2 separate regions of the Homo sapiens genome follow, and region 1 is linked to region 2. Evidence: read pairs that join two places in POLR2A ChIA-PET (ENCODE). Cell type or tissue: Panc1. All regions are shown on one strand. Each heading gives the region's core, and the rest is flanking DNA. Links, peaks and the distances in the headings are about the cores only. Region 1 overlaps INVS (inversin). Region 2 holds the start of LOC105376176 (a long non-coding RNA gene).

Evidence for each region. Peaks named below come from ENCODE experiments on the same cell type or tissue, not always from the same donor. Only the 100,000 strongest peaks of a DNase experiment are listed, where the experiment ranks them.
Region 1: POLR2A ChIA-PET joins it to region 2 with 11 read pairs; 2 of 35 experiments call an interaction of 5 or more read pairs at or near these places.

Annotation. Positions count from the first base shown.
Region 1 is chr9:100,149,500-100,160,853 of GRCh38, forward strand. The region is part of intron 3 of INVS (inversin); the gene reads left to right. Among named protein-coding and RNA genes, the nearest start is that of INVS, 56 kb to the left of the region's middle. In Panc1, for the core only: no CTCF peak of the experiment used is centred there; no DNase peak of the experiment used is centred there.
Region 2 is chr9:100,010,116-100,021,469 of GRCh38, forward strand. ERP44 (endoplasmic reticulum protein 44) reads right to left here. Exons shown (of 12, transcript NM_015051.3): 6 at 10,501-10,616; 7 at 8,141-8,198; 8 at 6,207-6,323. It overlaps LOC105376176 (a long non-coding RNA gene), which reads left to right and starts at 6,489. Exons shown (of 3, transcript XR_001746547.2): 1 at 6,489-6,529; 2 at 8,845-8,919. In Panc1, for the core only: no CTCF peak of the experiment used is centred there; no DNase peak of the experiment used is centred there.

The DNA.
Region 1 (11,354 bases), core at 4,291-6,790, 140 kb after region 2:
TTTTTAAACCAGCATTGTTTGTGTTCTTCCATATGTAGAAACTATCTCTAAACCTATCCTCTCATTTTCCAGTTTAGAAGGTGCTTTCAGATATTTAGGATCTTATTAGTTACTTTCAAATTAGTATTCCAATCAAAACGAGTTGAAATAAAAACCTGTCTGTCCTTTAACACTTTGATTATAGTTTATGTACTTCTATTTACATGGGTAAAATGTATAGTCACTAGGAATAACATGTCAACACATCTTGATTGAAATCGCCACTTTGAATTTTTCTATCATGTTTCTAGTATGAAAAAAAACTTCATTTAGCTTCATAGTAGCTTCATAGCAGTTGGAATAGTTGTATATTATGTGTTTTCTGTATACATAAACTGAACTATAATTTGAAAAAGTTCTTCAAGGTCACCTTGTCACTTGCAGAGTGACAAATTATCCTGATTTGCTGATTCTCATCTTAGTGTTCCTGATACTGCTGCACTGGGAGAAAATTTACATACTTTCCTAAAGCTTACTTTCTCAGACTTCTTGTTCTTCTGGCCTTGAGTAATTCCCAGATCCAGTTTTCCTGTCAAACCTCCAAAGAAGTACTGAAGGGTTTCTTTCTCATAGGTCAGATTCAGGATTTGAACCCAAAGCTTCTTTCTTTAAATACACTGTTTTTTCTTTATCATACCTCTCAAACATAGTAGAGCAGCCTTGAAGATTTTGTTTTAAAATCTACATGGCTGTGGAATTTTGTTTTAAATATGATTATGTTTCCTACAATCATCTTCATTTTCTAATCATCTTCATCTCTTCTCTGACTCCCATTTTTACCAAGTCATGAAAATACAAGCATCTGCTTTCCATGAATAGATCAGAGATCTCACAAGCCTAGATTCCCATGGAAACCAATCAAAAACTAAAAGGAAAAGAAAGAGTATATATTGAATTTCGATGAAACCTACAGCTTGTTTTTCATTAGACTCATGCTGGTTTCTTTTAAACTCTGGGCACAGGGCCAGCAAATATTTTTATGGCTGGTAAAAAGGGACTTCAAATCCATTTACTTTCATTTAACCGTTTAAAAATTAATTTTGTATATAACATCAATTCTAAAGAAAATTTGAGCATTAATTTTCTAATTACCTTATGTCATAGGGCCATTATTTGTTTATGTAATTTCCTCTTCTTGTTTTTTCTCCTACCCATAGTTTATGACTCATAAAAGGATGAGAGGGAATCAGGATGATTATTATTCCTATAGTGTGAATATTGTCAACACTTGGGCACGACATTTTTCCTATGACCAATCATAGGACCAATAAAGGAGGTCTCTTTGTACCTCCTTTAGCTGTTAAGCTTTCACAAGGTGCAAATGATCATTTACAAATGTGACAACAGATGATAACTAAAATGCCAAAGTGAGGGGGATTAAGAGAACCAGAGAGGGGATGGCTGGGGAGGACAGGTTGTAATTTTAAATTAAGCAATCAAAATAGTATTCAGTGAGACAGGTTGTAATTTTAAATTAAGCAATCAAAATAGTATTCAGTGAGATGGTGACATGTGAAGCAAGACTTAAAGGAGGTGAGAACTTTAGCCATGTGAACACCTGAGGGAAGAGCATTCATTCCAGGCAGAAGAAACAGTCAGAACAAAGGCCTTCAGATGGGAGCATGCCTAGAATTTTTGCAAAATAACAAGAAAATTAGTATAAATTAGTCTTCATGCCTTTAATCCCAGCACTTTGGGAGACCAAGGCGGGAGGGTCACTTGAGCCCAAGAGTTTGAGACCAGCCTGGTCAACATAGGGAGACTCCATCTCTACAAAAAAATTTTTAAAAATTCGCCAGGCATGGTGGTGCATGCCTGTGGTCCTAGCCACTCAGGAGGCTGAGATGGGAGTATCACTTGAGTCCAGGAGGTTGAGGCTGCAGTAAGCCATAATCACACCACTGCATTCCAGCCTGGACAACAGAGTGAGACCCTGTCTAAAAAAATAATAATAAATATATATATACCTTATAATGAATGAGCAAAAGGAAAGCGCTAAGAGATGAAGAAAGAGAAAGAATGGTGGCCTGATCCTGTAGGGCCTTATAGGCCATTGTCAAGAATATGTTTTCACTCTGAATGAGATGAGGAGGGTTTGAGGAAAGACGTGACATGGTCTGACTTATGTATTTATAAAAGAATCATTCTGGCCAAGTGAAGACATTTTCCTCCAGTTTTAGTACTATCTATTCCTTCACCCATTCCTCATATAATATGCTTTCAAGTTTCCTTCTCATCCTGATCATTTTCACCAGATATGCACATATTTGTCTAAATTCCCTTGAAAATGTGATACCTACAACAGAATACAATGCCAGTCTGATGAGCTCAGAGTGTTACATGACTATAACTGTTGACATTTTAGCAACAAAATACAGCTGATTCATATTTAAGATTTTTCAAATAAAAACTCTAAATCTGCTTTATACTTACAACTGCCTAAACTACGTCCTATATTAATATGGCCGTGGTTGTTGGACCCAAAGGCAGCATCTTATTGTATCCATATTTTGAACTTTCCCAGACATACTTAGGTAAAATTGACCATTGTATCCTTTGTTCCTCCAGTACCTTGTGTACTCAACCACTGTTATACCACCTTTTACACTGAAATATATTTATTTGTTTACATGTTTTATTTCTCCACAGATGATGAACATCTTAATATGTAAGAGTGTCTTAGTCATCTTATTTCCAATATCTAGTAGTACTTAACGACACTCAATCAATGCTTGCTGAATTGAATTGGGTTCATCATGTAACCTACCCAGGTCCTCTTGATTCTTGAGTCGGCCATTCAGTATAGTTGTCATCTCTCCCACTTATGAGTCACCAAGATTCTCATCCTAATCTTTGATATTAAAATAGATACTGCTTATAGAAAACCTTAATCATTGAAACACTAGTACTAAAATAAACTTCACTAATTTAAAAAGTTGTTTTATTCATTTATTATACTTGTCTAAATTATGTCGTCAGTATTAACTCAGCCTCTTGAAAAATTTTGTATAATCTATCAGAATCCACTTGCTCACCATTCCAATTCTGATGGGTATGTCATTCATTTATTCATTCATTCATTTGTTCAACAGATAAATTTTTAGTATTTAATATGTATCAGGCATTACACTATATCTCAAAGTATTTTAAATTCAACCTTTGTCTAAATATGTGGTCTTTCAGATTTTATAATAGTAAAATTAACATTTCACCAATATAACTACTCATTTTCAGGCAATTTATTAGACATATACTCATAGTTTATCTTAAACAATTACAGATTTCAGAAGATATGGTTTGGGTCCTTTTATTCAAGTCTTTCCTGTCACTTTGTCAGTCATCTCTTTTCAAGCCATTTTCTTTTAAGGAATTTGGGCTGAAATATTAGACTGTACTTTGAAGTAATGACTGTAAACTTCATGTATGTAACTTTGGTTATTTCAGTGTTGTACAGATTGTTAACTAATTGTGTGTGTGTGTGTGTGTGTGTGTGTACAGGTGCACACAGGTGCATGCTTTAAATTGTTATTTAATTGGATTATAATGCTTACACATATTGTAAAATGTTAAACATACCAAGAAGGTTTGCAGTGAAGAATCTCGGTGTAAGGAAAACTTTCTATCTGCAAGTCAAAATATAGAAGTGATAGGAAAAAGACTAATAAATATGGCTACATAGTGATAAGAAAGACTTTTTCCTTCCAGAAAATGTGGCAAGCAAAGTTAAAAAAAAAAAAAGACAAATTGGAAACAATATTTGCAAATTATATCATTATCAAAGGTTTAATACTCCTCATATATAAGGTGGAGAAGAAAAAGACCAATGATCCTATAAAAATGAGTAAGAGTATATCTAGATAGTTCACAGAAAAGGAAATGGCCCTTCAATATATGAAAATATGCTCAATATTGTTCGTCATAAAAGAAATACAAATTAAAATCACAAAGAGATAACATGCTTCATGTCTCAGATTGGCAAAACTCCAAAAGTTTGACAACATGTTCTGATGGCAAAACTGTAGGGAAATGAGCATTCACATATCCCTGAAGGAAATGGAAATGGTTTCCTTAGCCTGTTTTGTGTTGCAATAACAGAATACCACAGACTGGGTAATTTATAAGGAAGGAAATTTATTTCTCCCAATTCTGGAGACTGGGAAGTCCAATATCAAGTTATCAGCATCTGCTGAGGGACTTCAAGCTGTGTCATTCCACAGTGGAAAGCAGAAGGACAAAAGAGGGCAAGAACAAGTGAGGGAAAAGGGGGACCAAACTCACTTATATCAGGAACCTACTCCCATGAAAACAGCAGTAATCCATTCATAAGGGCAGAGCCCCAATGGCCTAATCACCTGTTAGGGATCCCACCTCGATACTGTCATAACGATGATTAAATTTCAACATGAATTTTGGAGGGACATTCAAACCATAGCATTGGTATAACGCTTATGGAGGGAAACATAACAATATCCAGCAAAATTAACCAGAATATGCATTTACCTTTGATCTGTCACTTCTGGGAATCTATTCTATACATATGTGGTAAAAACAAGAAATGTATACACAGGGTTATTTAATTGCAGCATTATTTGTAGTAGAGAAAGCTTGAAAGCAAATGCACTTTTTTTGTTGTTTTTGTTTTTGAGACAGGATCTCACTCTGTTACCCAGACTGGAGTGCAGTGGCACAATCATGGCTCACTGCAATCTCGACATTTTTGGGCTTAGTGAATCATCCCACCTTAGGCTCCTGAGTAGCTGGGATTATAGGTGTGTGCCACCACAACCGACTAATTTTTTTTTTTTTTTTTTTTTTTTTTTTGTAGAGATGGGTTTTCACCAAGTTGCCCACACTAGTCTCAAACTTGGGCTCAAGCCATCTGCCCTCTTCAGCCTCCCAAAGTGCTGGGATTACAGGTGTGTCCACCGTGCCCTGCCTGCAAATGTACTTTTAGAGAGCTGGCTACATAAAAAGAGTATATTCACACAATGGAATGCTATGCATCTGTAAGAAGTAATGAGAAATGTTTTTATATAACATTATAAAATGATCTGGAATGAAAAAAGCAAGCGCAGAATATTGTGTATGATATTCTCTATTTTATATATAACTATGAAGTGACCTCCAGGTTTATTGTTAAGAGAAAAAAGTAAGGTGCTAAAGAGCATGTGTAACCTTTTTTCCAGGAAAGAGGAGAAAAATATTTTCTTATATTTTTAAAAGATAGAAGAGTAAATGAAAAATGAATGAAGACTCTTACCTAAAGGGAGAAGGAGATAATGTAGAGGACACAGGGATCGAAGCTAGTCTTATCTGAGTATATCTTGTTCTATAGTTTTGATTTTGGAACTTCGTAAATTATTTCCATAATTATAAAGTTTAAGTGTCTACAGCCTGGATGCAGTGGCTCACGCCTGTAATCCCAGCACTTTGGGAGGTCAAGGTGGGCGGATCACTTGAGGTCAGGAGTTCAAGACCAGCCTGGCCAACATGGTGAAACCCCATCTCTACTAAAAATACAAAAATTAGCAGCCAGGCCTGGTGGCACAGTAATCCTAGCTACTCGGGAGGCTGAGGCACAAGAATTGCTTGAACCCGGGAGGCAGAGGTTGCAGAGAGCCGAGATAGTGCCATTGCACTCCAGCCTGGGCAACAGAGTGAGACTCCATCTCAAAAAAAAAAAAAAGAAAATGAGCAGTCCTTAAAGATTGATAGACAAATAAAACAAAGACACCTGTGTATTAAGTTGGTAGCTTAACTGCAGAGAGAATTATTCAAGTGAATTTATTATTTTTTATTTTTATTTTTTATATTTTGAGATGGAGTCTCGCTCTTTCACCCAGGGTGGAGTGTAGTGGTACAATCTTGGCTCACTGCATCCTCCACCTCCCAGGATCAAGTGATTCTCCTGCCTGCACCTCCCTAGTAGCTGGGATTACAGGCACGCACCACCATGCCCAGCTAATTTTTTGTATTTTTAGTAGAGATGGGGTTTTACCATGTTGGCCAGGCTGGTCTCAAACTCCTGACCTCAAGTGATCCACCCACCTTGGCCTCCCAAAGTGCTGGGATTATAGGCGTCAGCCACTGGGCCCAGCCCAAGTGACTTTAAAACATAGTAAATTTGACTCTGCAGTCCTGGTAGGAAACATCCTAAGGACAAAGACAGCTACAAAGAAATCCTAAAATGTGTTCAGTAAACATACTGTTAGTAATAATACTGTTACTGTTATCTTGACACAACACAAATAAGTGGATCACTATATAAAGGTAAGATGAAGCAAGTGAATATGTCAATTTCATTAGTAACCAAGATTTTCAATAAGAAGTATACAAATATAAACTATTGATATATGTGTCTGCTAAAAATTTATATTTCTGAATTTCATAGCACTAGCTACTGAAAAAGCCTAGAAGTAATGACTAACCCCATGAAGGATCACCTCCATCACCCAGATTGTGTCTCTCAATACCACTAAAAGGAATCAGAACTCCTTAGAGAAGTGGCTGCTTAGAAATTGGGACAAGTAATATATGAAATGAGCCTGGCTCATCTGGTCATGCTGGATGGCAAGATATCTAACAAAGCCTACTGGAGTCATGTCAAAGGGCCACAGAAGCCGTGTTAAAGGAGCTTCCAAAGATGGACAATTTGAGTAGCAAAAATACAGTTGCTTCAATGGAAACAAACATGTTAAAACTCCATGAGTTAGGAATACTTTTTTTTTTTTTTTTTTTTTGAGACAGGGTCTCACTCTGTCTCTCAGTCTGGAGTGCAGTGGTGCGGTCTCGGCTCACTGCTACCTCTGTCTCCTGGGTTCAAGCAATTCTCCAGCCTAAGCCTCCCAAGTAGCTGGGTTTAAAAGCATGAGTCACTGCACCTGGCTATTTTTTTTGTATTTTTGGTAGAGATGGGGTTTTGCCATGTTGCCCAAAGTGGTCTCTAATTCCTGACCTCAAATGATCTGCCTGCCTCAGCCTCCCAAGGTGCTAGTGTATTTAAAATACAGTTGTTTTTATGTGTTTCAGTTTAACTTCCCCTCCTTCCCATCCTTATTGATTTAACTTTTTCAAAAGTTGAAACTACATGAAAAGATAGGTTTACAAGTTTCAGTCACTTCCATGTCCTGTCTGTCTCATTTTCCCTGTCTTTTGAGGACAATCAACTATATTGATTTCTGGTTTACCCTTCATATGTTTCATATATGTATGTTTCCTTGTTGCCTCTTTTTCTTCTAATATATGCTCTTGTGCTTCAGATAGTATTAAGATTTTTAAACCAGATAAAAAAGGAAGAAAAAAGCAGTAAAAGTTTACATGTTCCTTGACTCTAGATTCTGTGACTAGAAATGGACCTTATAAACCACTCAAACTAATATATATGTATATATACATATATATATATACACACACACACATATATATATAGGGATATTCATTCATCATTGTTTATAATGGCAAAATACAGGTAAATTATTCATTGTTAAATATAATCTATTTTTCATACAGTGGAATACTTTTTAGCCACTTTAAAAAATTAATCTATATGTACTATCATGGAAAGATCTCCAGGGTATACTGTTAACTGAAAAAAAAGCTAGCTGCAGAAGAATATGTATAGTAGAAACCTGTTTTTATAAATAAATAATTTTTAAAATAACCACAGTTATACATATGTATCATATAGATTGCAAAAATTTAAAGAAATAGTAAAAATTTCTTTTTTTTCTTTTTTTTTTTTTTTGAGGCAGAGTCTCACACTGTTGCCCAGGCTGGAGTGCAGTGGCACAATCTCGGCTCACTGCAAGCTCCGCCTCCTGGGTTCACGCCATTCTCCTGCCTCAGCCTCCCAAGTAGCTGGGACTACAGGCGCCTGCCACCACGCCTGGCTAATTTTTTTTGTATTTTTAGTAGAGACGGGGTTTCACCGTGTTAGCCAGGATGGTCTCGATCTCCTGGCCTCGTGATCCGCCCGCCTCGGCCTCCCAAAGTGCTGGGATTACAGCGTGAGCCACCGTGCCCGGCCAAGAAATAGCAGAAATGTCTTATAGTGGTATTATGAGAAAACTCATAGTTTAAATTATAGGAAAACATTTTCACAAGAGGCATGCATTATTTTAGTCTGAAAAAAGTTCAAAAACAGACTTTTTAAAAATTCTAAATTTTATTTTGAGCCAGACTTTCCTGCCACCCTTCAATGGTGACAATTCCTTGCAATTCCTGCAGTTCCTTACATGTTTTATTTTCTTTGAAATTTAACTGAGTTTCAGATCTTTGGCTTCAAAGAGGAGACTAAATCCTGTTTTCCTTCATTTCCCAAATCATTTTTCATTATCTCCTACAACAAAATGCTACCTTTTCTGACACTTTTATGGTCTCCTTTTAAATGTTTCTAATGCAGAAGAAGCTTACTTGTTCTCACCACCCATTTGTTAAATTTATTTTCATATCTCTTAGTATTTCTTAATGTGGTGTATATCACAGAACATTTGTCACTCAATAAGGGCATAGCATATCCAATTTTTCATTCCAGTTTTTATTATTCTGCCATCTGTATTGCTTTTATTTGGGAAGTTTCCTATTTGTAAAGAATGATAGTTTTTCTTTCCTCTTAGTAGATCTATCTTGTTTATATTCTCATGTTTAGTGAAGACCTCATAGGATATATTTTAGCTGATCAGGGGAATTCTATTATCTCTTTTCTGTAGCATAAATATTACATTCCATTCTTAAAATATTGATTTGATTGGTAATGCAAAAAGCTTTAGCACTCCAGAAAAAAATATATTTTCATTTATAACTTTCAATGACAGAGTTCTTATTACACTTCAATTCTCTAAGTATATTGAATAAAGAGTAGAGAATTGTTCTTGGAGTTGGACCTATATTGATTCTAGTCCCTGCTCATTTATTTATTAGCTCTGTGACATTTATCTCTTTAATTCTGAGTTTCCTCATCTGAAAATGAGAATAATAATGATACCTATATTACCACATTCCTATGAGAATGAAATGAACTGGTGCCCACAAACTTCTTACTTAGCTCAGTTCCTGGCACCAAAATAGTGCCCAGTGAATATTAACTATTATAATTATCATCTAGTCCATGCTCTGGACTAAATACTTTGGGGAATACAAAGGTGAGCAAAGTTAACTCTGATGGAGTAGATGAGCTGTATTTATGCTATAGTTTGAATATTTGTCCCCTCCAAATCCCGCGTTGAAATTTGATCCCCAGTGGTTGGAAGAGGGGCCTAATGGGAGGTGTTTGGGTCATGGGAGCAGATCTCTCATGAATGGCTTGGTGCCAGAGGTAATGAGTGAATTCTCGCTCTATTAGTTCATGTGATAGCTGGTTGTTTAGAAGAGCCTGGCATCCTTCCCCGTTCTCTCTCTCCCTCTCTCTCTCTTGCCTGCTGTCTACCATGTGACATAGCTGCTGCTCCTTCACCATCCCCCATGATTAGAAGCTTCCTGAGGTCCTTATTAGAAGCAGATACTGGCACCATGCATTTAGTAGAGCCTGCAGAACCATAAGCCAAATAAACCTGTTTTTTAAATAAATTGCCCAGCCTCCGGTATTCCTTTATAAAAATACAAATGGACTAAGACAATCTACAAAGAATTCAAGTATAAGGTAGAATGCATATGTGCTAGAGAAGAATACAAACAAAATGGTATGGAAAGATAGAGGAAGGGAATATTCAATGAGAAGTTTTAGGGAAGGTTTCATGAAGGAGAGAGAATTTGAACTAGATATTGAAAAATCAGAATTAATTTTCAAAGGCTTGGAGATAAATAGTATATTCTGCAGAGATAACCAAGTAAATGACATACAGATAGTCAATGGCTCTGAGTGGCTCTACTAGCTACATCTTTTTATGTTAATAGGTTTTTTACTTTTTTCAGAGAAAATTATATCCAGCATTTTTAATCTTTAGACTAATAACACCAGGTAGACACAAAGCTATTCCTGGAACATTGCTTTATTATAGATAGGAATTCCATAACCAATTACCTCCTATTTGCTAGAACACACTAACACAAATACATAAAAAATACAGACTAAACTATAATAGAAGGCAGTTTTCTCTGGTGTTTGTAGCACCTCTCTTCTACTAATTTAAAATATCTTCATCACTGAGGATGCCTCCTATTAAAATGTTATATCTGAGTTATACTAATAACTATGAAATTACCAGGTGTCTCTGCTTGAGTAGTTGGAATTAATTTTTTTGCCTCATAACTCTGGAGACTTCTCAGAAAGTGTAGCTAAAGGTTTATTCATCAAAATCCCCTTCTAATGAATCGACTCTGATGATTCTGCTGTTGTCAGAATGGATGTTCTAGGAAGTTGTCATCACACTTGACCGTAATGAAAATGCTGCCCTGGACCATCTCCCCAAACTATGTGTCCTCAGTATTGTGGGAAGAACCCACTTCATGATTTCTAACCAGGGTAGCCTCTGGAAGTACAAATGATTGCTGTAAAATTATGAACAGAGCAGCATCAGGCTTTGCTCTGATGTATCTTATGAAGCCTTTCTACTTCCAAATGAAGACTATGAAGAGAACCTTGAAACAATGCCCTTCTGGGAGCTCATTCAGCAAGCATATTCTGAGGGCATATTCTGTTCCACTCTCTACGCATGGAGGATTCTTGTGGTGAGGAAGACATTCTTCATTGGTTTTAAAGAGCTCACCATTTAGCACAGTCAGCCGCTGAGACAGGACTGCTAGATAACTACAGAGGTTATGCATTGCACCATTTGTACACCTCGTACAACCCTATGAGGTAGCCCTCAGGGTTCAAATGGAATGCATCTATATTTTGAATACAGAGTGATATATAATAACAAGAAATCCTGGATGTCTAATTGACTGTCTTCCCAAACAGCATAGCAGATTACCTTTTTAGTCTCATCATTTATGTGCAGATTATGAAACACATTTATTAGTCAATAGAGTCCCTTCCTGCATTTATACATTCTCCTCATAACTCAGTTGTTCTACTTCACTTCCATAAGGCTGACTTGCAAGTCTGAATTTATAGTTGTGTTCTCTTTCCTAAATTTAGTTCAGTTATCTCCCTCCATAATTTACATTTAAATATCCCACTGTAACCTAAAACATAGCTTCCTTTGTTAATTTCCCCGTTGTTACGAAGAAAAGTATTATTCCTCAGTAATTTGGGCTCAAAATATTACCCTAATCTTTGACTCCTTCTGTCTTCCTCAGTCCCAAGACACATCAAAGGCTGATCAAAGTTAGCCGGGCATGGTGGTGGGCACCTGTAACCCCAGCTACTCAGGAGG
Region 2 (11,354 bases), core at 5,360-7,859:
TTCCTCACAATCAACATATATCAATAAATAAACAAATGTTGCTAAATAGGTGGTAATTCATGCTGCTTAGGCTTCCAAGTTTACTATGTCCATACAAGCATATTCTTTACCAAACAAATGTTAAAAGATTAAGGAGAAGAATATCAAGACAACCAGATTTACAGGAAACAGATCCTTCCCCACAGATTACATGATTTAATGGTTGGTTAAATGGTTAAATGGTTGCTTACAACATAATAAATCTCAAGAATTATTAGATGTGCCAACAACCACGGGGAAGGGAGATGCCGTTTCACTGTTTAAGATTTTCCAGGTCTATACCTTTAAATCTGGTTTTAAAAACTACCCCTGCAAGAACTACCACAGCAGGCAAATAGTCATGACAAATTCTTAAATTTTCCTGGGCCTCTGAGGACTAAATGAGTGAATGCAAATTTTTTTAAAAATTGTAAGTAATCCAACTAAACATACCTGAGGCCTACAGAAGTAAGAAAACCAGGGACAGGCTGGGCACGGTGGCTCACACCTGTAATCCCAGCACTTTGGGAGTCTGAGGCGGGTGGATCACCTGAGGTCAGAGTTCGAGACCAGATTGACCAACATGGTGAAACCTTGTCTCTACTAAAATTACAAATATTAGTTGGGCGTGGTGGTGGGCGCCTGTAATCCCAGCTACTCAGGAGGCTGAGGCAGGAGAATCCCTTGAACCTGGGGGGCAGAGGTTACAGTGAGCCGAGATCGCACCATTGCACTCCAGCCTGAGCGACAAGAGCGAAACTCCATCTCAAAAAAAAAAAAAAAGAGAAAAGCAAAAAAAAGAAAGCCAGGACATTCATTTTTATAAACTGTTAGCAGAAAAAGTCTAATCCACCCTCTCTTTCAAAACCAAGTTTAAGATCAAAATGGAAAAGACTAACAATTCAAATATAAAGAAATATTTTTTAAATGTTTACTTCCTTAAAGTTTGATATAAAGGACTTCAAACGGTCTGCTTTACAATTGCTTGTACTTAACTATTCTATTAATAAATTCTAAGTTAAAAAAAAACATAAGTATGAATGTGCATTAAAAAGCAGAGGGAGCTTAAATCCCAATCTCTTCTAGGCTTCTGGTACTATAAAACTATGACACACCACTGACACCTTGTGGCCAAACACTCAAATTGTAGGAGCAGTATTTTGAATTCTGTGAAATGTCTTATCTACCTTAAAATGCTATTAATGATAGGAAAGAGATGGAGGCAAGACAAGATTATGCATGCTATGTCCAATCTATATATCCAGTATTAAAAAGAAAAGAAGAGAATATAAAATTGAGTGCAGTGCACATAGAAGGGTATTATTCAATGAAAAATGAGAATTATGTATATACTAGTGAAAATGTCTTACTTTGCCTTACAATGAAAAATGGTTTGAAAGCCACTATTTGGTCCAAACATTTGAACTCCTGTACCTGAGCATCCAGTGTGTCATGGGGGGTAATGACACATAATTAAAGATAGAAAGACACCCAATCTGAGCATATTTATTCAAACCATCTCAAAAAACTACATATAAAACAACTACAATGACTCAAGATGCATCTTAACAATATGAATTACTCAGAATCCAGGGAAATACTACTTTGAGAAGCAGGTTCAAAAATAACACTGAAAAAAGCAACAGAACATTACTGAATAAAAAAATACTCTGGTCACTAAGAATGGACTTAAAATGCCAAGCTGTCATATAGAAATAAAGGTTGAGTATCTCTTATTCAAAATGCTTGGGATCAGAAGTGTTTTGGATTTTGAAATATTTGCATTATTCTTACCGCTGCAGCATCCCTAATCTAAAACTCTGAAATGCTCCAAGAGTGTCATGTAGGTGCTCAAAAAATTTTGGATTTTGGAGCATTTCAGATTTTCAAATTAGAAATACTCCCCGAAATTCTAAAAAACTGGGGAAAAGGAAGTAGAACCAAAGAATCTCAGGAACAAAAGAAACTAGAAAATTTGGTAAAGCAACTTCTTCAAACCAAAAAAAAGAGACTTTCCAAGAAAAGGCTTGTGTTAGAATTTTCACTCAAAAGTCTTCTATAATTCAAAATTCCAAAATATTTTAAAATATGGCATTGCATTAAGATATGCAATGAATTTGCATATCTATTGCAATATCTATTGCATATCTAGTGCAATAGAGCCTGATAAGTTTATGATATTTAAGCTTGCAGGCTTAAAAATATATTAATCACATTTCATGAGAAGCCATTTTTAGAACCTTGATTTGAGAAATAGCTATTATAAACAAGTAGGATGTCCCAGTGGGGTATTCTGACATGTTAAACTGGATCCTGGCAGCACTAATCCTCTTTCTATGAAACACTCAGCAAAGAGCCAATGTAAGATGATTTAGGTTTGCAATGATCTGTCCAAGCAGACACACCCAGAGAATCTCATACAAACATTCATACATTTGATTTGAAATTGCTACAAGCTTAATAAGAATTAAATATTATTTTATGGTGGAAAAGGTATACCAAAAATGTACCATGCTGACATAAAAATACTAACTTATTTTTATGTACTAAAATGCAAAGGCAACGTTTAAATCAGGTAAAAAAAAGTCTTTTAAAGAGTTTTTAAATGCTGTTGGCATAGACTTCTGCTTCCAGAAAGATGAAGTAGACACTTTTCTCTATTTCTCCCAGGAAGTTCAGCTAAAAATCCTGGACATTATATAAACAAACATAAGGCCCTGAGAAGCAAATAAAAGAAAGCAGACTGGCTAAGGACTTAAGGATCCAAGAAATAGTACTCAGTTCCTTGGGTTTTCTTTTTGCCTTATATATCCCAGTCTAAGTGTTGGAAATGGCAATGGACGCAGATCAAAAATACCCCAAGAATGCATTCTCAAGACAAAGAGGGGGCAAAGAGCATTCTGGTTTGCTCACAATGGTCAGTCCCAAAAGTTAAGTGTTGCTCTCTCTTCCCCAAGAAAGGGAGAAAGAGATAGTAAGATCTAAGAGCTGGAAGCCTCTGGAAAGATTCAGGGAATCTTGGAGAATTCACATATATTATCTCCAAATCTGAAAGCACTTAACAATATACATACACCTTAGTAACAGAAGACATCAAATCTGAAATTATACTCTTTCTTAAGAACTCCAGGTTTTGTTGTATTACAATTAGGTTAAGCTATAGTGCTAAAAATTGCATTCTGGAGTAATAATGGATGTAATCTGGACTAATCTTACTACTGGGAAAATTAGAAAAACCAGAGTAATAATAATAATAATAATAAAACACTTTTTGAAAGCATCTAAGAGTGAAAAAAAAAAAAAAAGAATTATGGGCCAAGACTGGAATAGAAGGAAACCCAGAACATTAAGCATGGCATTTTAAGCTGCTTTTCTTCTACGACCATCTGTCTTTCCGGAAAAGGCAACTGATAGTGCTCAATCCCACTGATCATCAGGGAAATATAAATTAAAACCACAATGAGACTCTACTACACATACACCAAAATAGATTAAAAATGTAAATAGCTGGTATCAAATGTGGGTAAGGACGTGGAGCAATGTGAACTTTGATATACTACTGGTAGGAATGTAAACTGCTAAAACCACTTTGGAAAAACTGGTATCCACTAAAATTGAATGTATATATGCCCTATGACTCAGCAATTCTATTCATAGGTATATATATCCAGTAGAAATCTGTGCATATATTCACCAAAGACATAGATAAAGAATGTTCATAGCAGCATTATTCACGGTAGTCAAAATCTGGAAGCAGTCTAAATGTCCACCAATAGTAGAATGGATATATTGTGTTATATTTATATAGGGAATTATATTCAGCATGAAAATGAATGAACTACAGCTTCATGCAATATGAATGAACTCCATAAATATAAAGTTGAGTGAAAGAAGCCAGACACAAAAGACATGATTCCATTTTAGGTTCAAAAACAGGAAAAGCTTCCTATAGTCCTATTGAAAATAAGTATGGTGATTATGAAGATGGTAAGTGGGGGTAATAACTGAGAAGGAAGACAAGGGGTTTGGAAATACTTTATTTCTTGACTTAGCTCAGGGATTGGCAAATTATAGCCATGGGTCAAATCTGACTTGCTGCCTGATTCTGTTAGGTCCACAAGCTAAAATTGGTCTTTAGTTGTTTTTTGTTTTTTGTTTTTCTTTTTTGGAGGGACGGGGTCTCACTCTGTCGCCCAGGCTGGAGTGCAGTGGTGGATCCTGGCTCACTGCAACCTCTGCCTCCTGGATTCAAGTGATTCTCCTGCCTCAGCCTCCCGAGTAGCTGGGATTACAGGCGCCTGCCACCACGCCTGGCTAATTTTGCATTTTTAGTAGAGACGGGGGTTTCACCATGTTAGTTAGCCAGGCTGGTCTCGAACTCCCGACCTCAGGTGACCCACCCACCTTGGCCTCCCAAAGTGCTGGGATTACAGGCGTGAGCCATGGCACAAGGCCCTGGTCTTTACATTTTTAAATAATTGGGAAAAAAATTTAATATTTCACAGCATGTGAAAATTATTTGTCCAGAAAGAGCTTTATTGAAACACAGCCACGCTCATTTGTTTACATATTGTCTAAGGTTACTTTTGTGCTACAACTGCAAAGCTGAGTAGCTGCCACAGAGATTATATGAACTGCAAAGGCTAACATACTTACTATCTGACCCTTTGTTGAAAAAAATTGTCCACCCTCTCTCTTAGTTTGGGCTGCTATATTAAAGTACCATAAACTGGGTGGCTTACAAATTAACAGAAATTCATTTCTCATCATTCTGGAGGCTGGAAATCCAAAATCAGGGTGCCAGCATGGTCAGTTCTAGTGAGAGCTGTCTTCTAGGCTGCAGACTGCCTACTTCTCATTGTATCCTCACATGGCAGAAAGAGAGCTACATAACTCTCTGAGGTCTCTTTTATGAGTTCACTAATCCCATTCATGAGGACTCCATCTCATGAATGGAGGATTCATTCCCTAATACTGTCACATTGGGGATTAGGATTTCAACATATGAATATTAGGACACACAAATATTTGGTCCATACCACTCTAAGTAGTGATTATATGGGTATGTTTACTCTGTGATAATTTTGGGGGACCAGATATTTAAACTGTGATTTATACACTTACAATTCTTTGAAGTGTATATGCATACACAAAGTTTTTAAAAACTGTACCTAATACAAAGTTTTTAAAAACTTGCATTCTTAGGCCATTGGTTTTAAAAACAAAAGACCTGGAATGAAAGATATGTCTTACATAAAGTAAAGAAAGGAGAGAGGTCCTTACAGACATAACTCTTTGTACTTGTTCCTCCAGCCTCTTAGGTTTTTAAGTTTTATTTTGGTGGGAGTTGTAAGAATTTCGATGGGCTTGATTTCAGATGCATGGGATGACTGAGGTCGGTTACCTATCACTGCTACCTGCTTTCATTATTTATAATGGAAAAGACAACATTAACTGCTTTACAAAAAACAGAAAAATCTTCTAGTGGCAAAGGATTATTCATTGTATAGAAATAATTGTAACTAAAATCTGCAAAGCATTGCTCCTAAAGCAGCAGTCCCCCACCTTTTTGGCACCAGGGACTGGTTTCATGGAAGACAATTTTTCCACTGATCAGGGTGGGGGATATGATTTCGGGATGAAACTGTTCCACCTCAGATCATCAGGCATTAGTTAGATTCTCATAAGGAGAATGCACCCTAGATCCCTCACATGCACAGTTCACAACAGGGTTCACATTCGTATGACAATCTAATGCTGCCACTGATCTGACAGGAGGCAGAGCTCAGGCCGTAATGCTCTCTCGCTGGGCAGCCCTCTTCCTAGCAGGCCGTGGACTGATACAGGTCTGCGGCCCAGGGTATGGGGACCCTTGTTCTAAAGGACATCCACCTAAACAGGGATCCTCAACCAACAGATGGGTATCAGAATCACCTGAAAGGCATTTTCAAACTCATTTTGAAGGCTGTAGTGAACTACTACTATTACTGGAAATGTAACAGAGGGGTTCTGGGATAGCAAAGGTGAAGAATCACTGGTGTATATTACAGAAACAGCTATGATATAGTTATGTTCACTATATGATTCTTACAATTCATAACTCTGTTAACATAGTAAGACAGGTGGAGGAAGCTTGTGGTTTCAGACATTTGAATTTAAAGTAACAATGCACAGTAGAAAGCCCATACCTCTCCATTTTCAAATGTTATTTCTCGGACAAGAGGAACACATTTATCTTGAATCCAATTGTAAGTCACATCAAAATTTGTCATAGCTCCCAAGTACACCATATCCGGAGCAGAATGCTATTACAAAACAGAAAAAAAAAATTAAATCTAACCTGTGCTGGCAAAAGTATATTCTTATTTTTTTTCTTTATATTTTTTAAAGCAAGGTCTCACTCTGTCACCCAGGCTGGAGTACAGTGACATGATCATGGCTCACTGCAGCCTTGACCTCCTGGGCTCAAGCAATTCTCTTACCTCAGCCTCCAGAGTAGCTGGGACTACAGGTACATGCCACCACGCCAAGCTAATTATTTTATTTTATGCAGAGATGGGGTCTTGTTATGTTGCCCAGGCTAAAAAGTACATTCTTATATCCATCCATGAACCCAGAAAATCTACTGGTAATACAAAAGAAACATAGATCATGGAACTTCCAAGAAAGAGGGCCATGGGTGGCAAAAAGCAGATAATTCTGTGATTACCAGGGAGCTAATAATCTAACCTGTGACACCCAAGCCTATTGCTTTTTCTTGGATTTAGGTCAATTAACTCTTTATCAGTATCTTCACCAAAGGCAGGAAGGCATTGTGAAAAGAATTCTCCAAATGAATTAATTTAGCTATTCCTAAGAGCTGAAAATTTTAGAAATTTCTTCTTTTAGAAGAAAATGTGGATAGTGAAAAAGCCTTGAAACATACAAGATGCTATATGGATGTAAGGCACGACTATTTCTTTTATTACCTACATATCTGTTTCTACATTAACTCAAAATCAATTATCTATGAAGTGTCTAAAATGATGATAAAAATAATAGCTAATATTAATCAGTAAACTTACTGGGTCTAGGCATGGTTGTGAACATTTTATATGTGTTGATTCATTTAATCTTCCCAACATCCCAATAAAGCAAGTACTGTTTTTATCATCCCGTTTTTACTAATTAAGAAACTGAAGCGCGGGGAAGCGAAGAAACTTTCCCAGAGTAACATACTAAGAAGGTGGCACATTTGACATTCAAACCCAGTCTGATACCACCAGAGCCCATGCTCTGAACAACCACACTACCACTGAGAGATAGGTACTGGATTCTGATAATCTAGAGATGATGATACTAAGTAAGCTACTCAAAGAAATGTACTTGCAAAAAATATAAGCAAACACCTATGTGAATTCAAAATAGAATATGAACTTTCTAAGCAAGAAATTCATTTATCTGACTGCATAAAAATTAAAAATCTCAGTGTCAAAACACTGTAAACAACATTAAAATGAAAACTATAAATTGAAAAAATATCCATAAATTTCAATTTTTTTTGGTATGTAAAAAAAATTGCAATGGCAGACGCTTGGTGAATTTGGGATAACATGTGCTACGATTTTTGCCTCTTAGTTATGGCTACCATCACCTGGTAGGGCCTAAGCAGCTACTTAAAACTTCTTACCCCACAGGTTAAAAACAACCTAGCTGCTCCTTATTATCTGGCAGGTACCAAGTAAATTTATACCCCAGAAGATTTGGGAGTTTGGCTAGTACAATACGGGTAGAAGTGACAATCACAGACAACTGGAGCATTTTAAAAATCTGGCTCCCAGACTGAATGCCAGAGAGATAGAAAAGGCCTGAGAGTCAGGAGATCCCTAATGCCAGCTCTGCTACTCTAATGCCAGCTCTGCTACTCTAATGCCAGCTCTGCTACTCTAATGCCTGTGTGACTTTAGGCTTCTGTGGTCCCACCTTCATTTTGAAGGGTTTAGATCAGCACAAGATGATGCTTCAAACTTCCTTTCAATTCTAAAGTTCTATTAGTCTATGAACATTAACACATATAAAACTACATCTTACGCATGTATTTAAATTATATCTTATCATACAACATTAAGAAATAGCAACTTACCCCTGGTGGTTTGTAGATTATGTTGTCGCCACTATATCTTTCCGGTTTTGAAACATCCCTATAGGAAGGGAGAAATAGTAATAAACCTGAATGACAGAATTTTGCAATGTAGGAATTACAGACTTGAAATATATACTTATCCATCATCTTCCCTATTACAAGACTATGCAATACCAAGAAAAGTATACATTTAAAGAAAACGTTTAATATGAGGCAGACTTTTTAAAGGAAAATTTTAGTTAGTTGTTTTTGTGTTTTGTGTAAGTTTAGATTGGGAGTTTTAGCACTAAAAGGTTGTTTTTGACCCCAGACTGTTTTCCGGCAACTAGGGATCAAGGTCATTGGTTTGGTCACATGGACTAATTAAAAAAAAACAAAAACGAAATAACCCACATCACTAAAATATAGTTCCATAAATAAGTAATTTTTTGTTTATTTGTCCATTGTTGTTTCCTGAACCTAGTACAGTATCTGGCACACAGAAGTTGCTTAATAAACATTTGTAGAGTACTACAACAAATTATTTTTGTAATCAATTTTTAGATTAATTGAACACTGATTTATCTCTAGTTTCTAACTAGAGTAGTCCAGGAGATAGAGGCAAGGGGTGCTAACCTAGATTGATAACCGTGGGAACAGAAAAAAATGTGTTCCATTAATTAATTAATTCAATAACTATTTACTATGTGCTTCCTTTGTACCAGCTATGGTCTTGGCATTGGATAAACGGGAGTGAACAAAACTATCAAAACTCTCTCTCTCATGGAGTTTACATTTTGGTGAGTAGAGACAGACTAACAAGTAGATATATTTATCTTTGGTGGTTACAAAAAAATGCTATGAAGAAAATAAGTGGAATAAGTAAAGAATGACAAATTAAATAATGGTAGTGCTACTTTAAATAAAGTTATCAGGCAAGGACTTTCTGATGAGATGACATCTGGGAGAAGCACTTCCAGATTCAGGCTCTGCTGCAGGACTGTGCTTGCAGCATTTAATGAATATGGGTTGGGCACTGTGGCTCATGCCTATAATCCCAGCACTTTTGGAGGCAGACGTGGGAGGATCACTTGAGGCCAGGAGTTCAAGACCATCCTGGGCAACATGGTGAGACCTCAATCGCTTAAAAAACAAAAAACTGATAATGCGCACAATAAAACATACAAACAAAATCTCACAAAAGCATTAAAGCAAGGACAAACAATAAAGGTCAAAAAATGGAGAGGATATATTGTGCCAGACATCCAGGCTCCATTCAAGATAGCTACTACAGTTAAGCCTAATAGTCATGAGCCAATGAAAAGAGAAATAATACTGCATGGAAGTCAAAGGATGGTTGAGATAACCTCCAATGAGGAGAGAGGGTCAAGAACAGAACCACAAAAATGATTCCATCTTGAGAAAAAGAAAAAAAAAAGGGAGATAAAGTCACAGAATTCAGACAGGTAGGGAGCAAACCAGGGGGATTCAATGTAAGTGTTGACACAGCAAAAAAAGAAAAAGGTAGTTGAACATCACACCCTTCAGAGGAATTGAAAAGGAGTAAGATGTTTAAAAGGCCACTCGATTTGGTAATTAAGAAGTCATTTTGTGACTGTGTAGAGACAAGTTTCATTAGAGCAATGGAGGTGAAAGTTAGCTTCCAAAAGGTTAAGTTTTTTACTGGTTAGAATTTAAGAAAATCAAGGTAGCCAGGCATAAACTAATCTTTGAAAAAAATAAAAAGAAAAAGAAAGGTGAAATTATAGCTTAAGAGAAGAGGCAGGTCAGGAAAGAAAGAAGCGTGTTTTCAGAAAAGGAAAGCAGTTCTTGAAAAGGGTCAGGTTGAAAACACAAGCAGGAACAACTGATGGATCAAAGCCCCAGAGGAGTTTGAAGGACACCAGTTACAAGGACATCAGTGAAGAGGTTAGCCTTAGAAAGAATTGTTCCCCTGAGACAGGGAAGATCTATAAAAAAAGGTGGTGGAGAGATGGAGATGAATGAAGACGATAAAACTCATGCTTCTTAACAAGAAAGACAGTGTGTTGTTTCACTGTGGTTACCCCACAGATTAGCATTTTGTCTGACATAGGGTAAGAGTTAGTAAATGAGTTGAATAAAAGCATGAATTAGTTAATTGTTAACTTGTCCATTTTTTCCCTCTTGCCCACATTCTGAAATAGATAATACTACAGAAAGAAAAACAGACTTTTAAAACCTTAAAAAGAATTCAGAGACAGGTATAAAGACTGTTTAGTGATTTTAAAAGGATTGAGATCATTTTTGGAAAGATCATCTTCAGGAAATGACCAAATACAACAGCAATTTAACATGGCAGCCAACCAACCCACTAACACACTTTTAAATAAGATACTTACCCAAATGCAGAAAGAAAGGCACAGTCATCATGCAAAATATTCGCTACTCGTTCAAAAACTCTATAGTTGTCCGAGTCCTTTTGCTCAAAATATCCAATGATATTTCTTTTGCTGCGCTGTAAAATAAAGTATGCAATTATTTTGCAAACATACATAGTTTTATAAACATGTTATTTCATTTACCCGTTATCTTAGTACCTAAACAAGTCCAGTCATTGTTCAAATGAAGTATGACTATAAATGCATATTTAGTTTTTAACACCTAGTCCAAAACTGTTAAAGATTACATTGGGTTGAAAACAATCTTAACTATAATAAATACAATCATAAACATTTCCTTCCAGCGTTCAAAATTCTTAAGAAATAGATAACTATTTGATCAGTGACAATCTTTTCCTAAGTAAGGGGACTAATTCTAAAATGTGTTAAAACAATGTATCAATCATAACTTGTGACTGTTGGAGAGACTCCTCCATGGCTCTCTCACACTCCTACCCATCTTACTGGGTACACCAAAAAATGCAAGACCCTGACTATCCTTTATCCAGGCCATTTCTCAGAGTTGTGCTTGTAGCGAGCAACACGGAAATACGAGGTAATGCCTCTAGCCAGGACAAATAGCAGGGTTACTGCTTGCTCTGAAATAGTGAGTTCCCCAAGCCCAGTGTCCCTTTCCTGTGACATAACCCAGTGCATGTGCAGGTATCCATCTGGGGAGCCCTCTGTATTGCCTCCATAGGATTTGGAGGGCAAGGAAACAAATGCAAACATGCTCACACTACTTGCTGTGATGTGAGCAATAAAGTCCTTTGTCTCTGACCCAGCAGTCTTGTGTCTTCTAAAAGAATCCATGA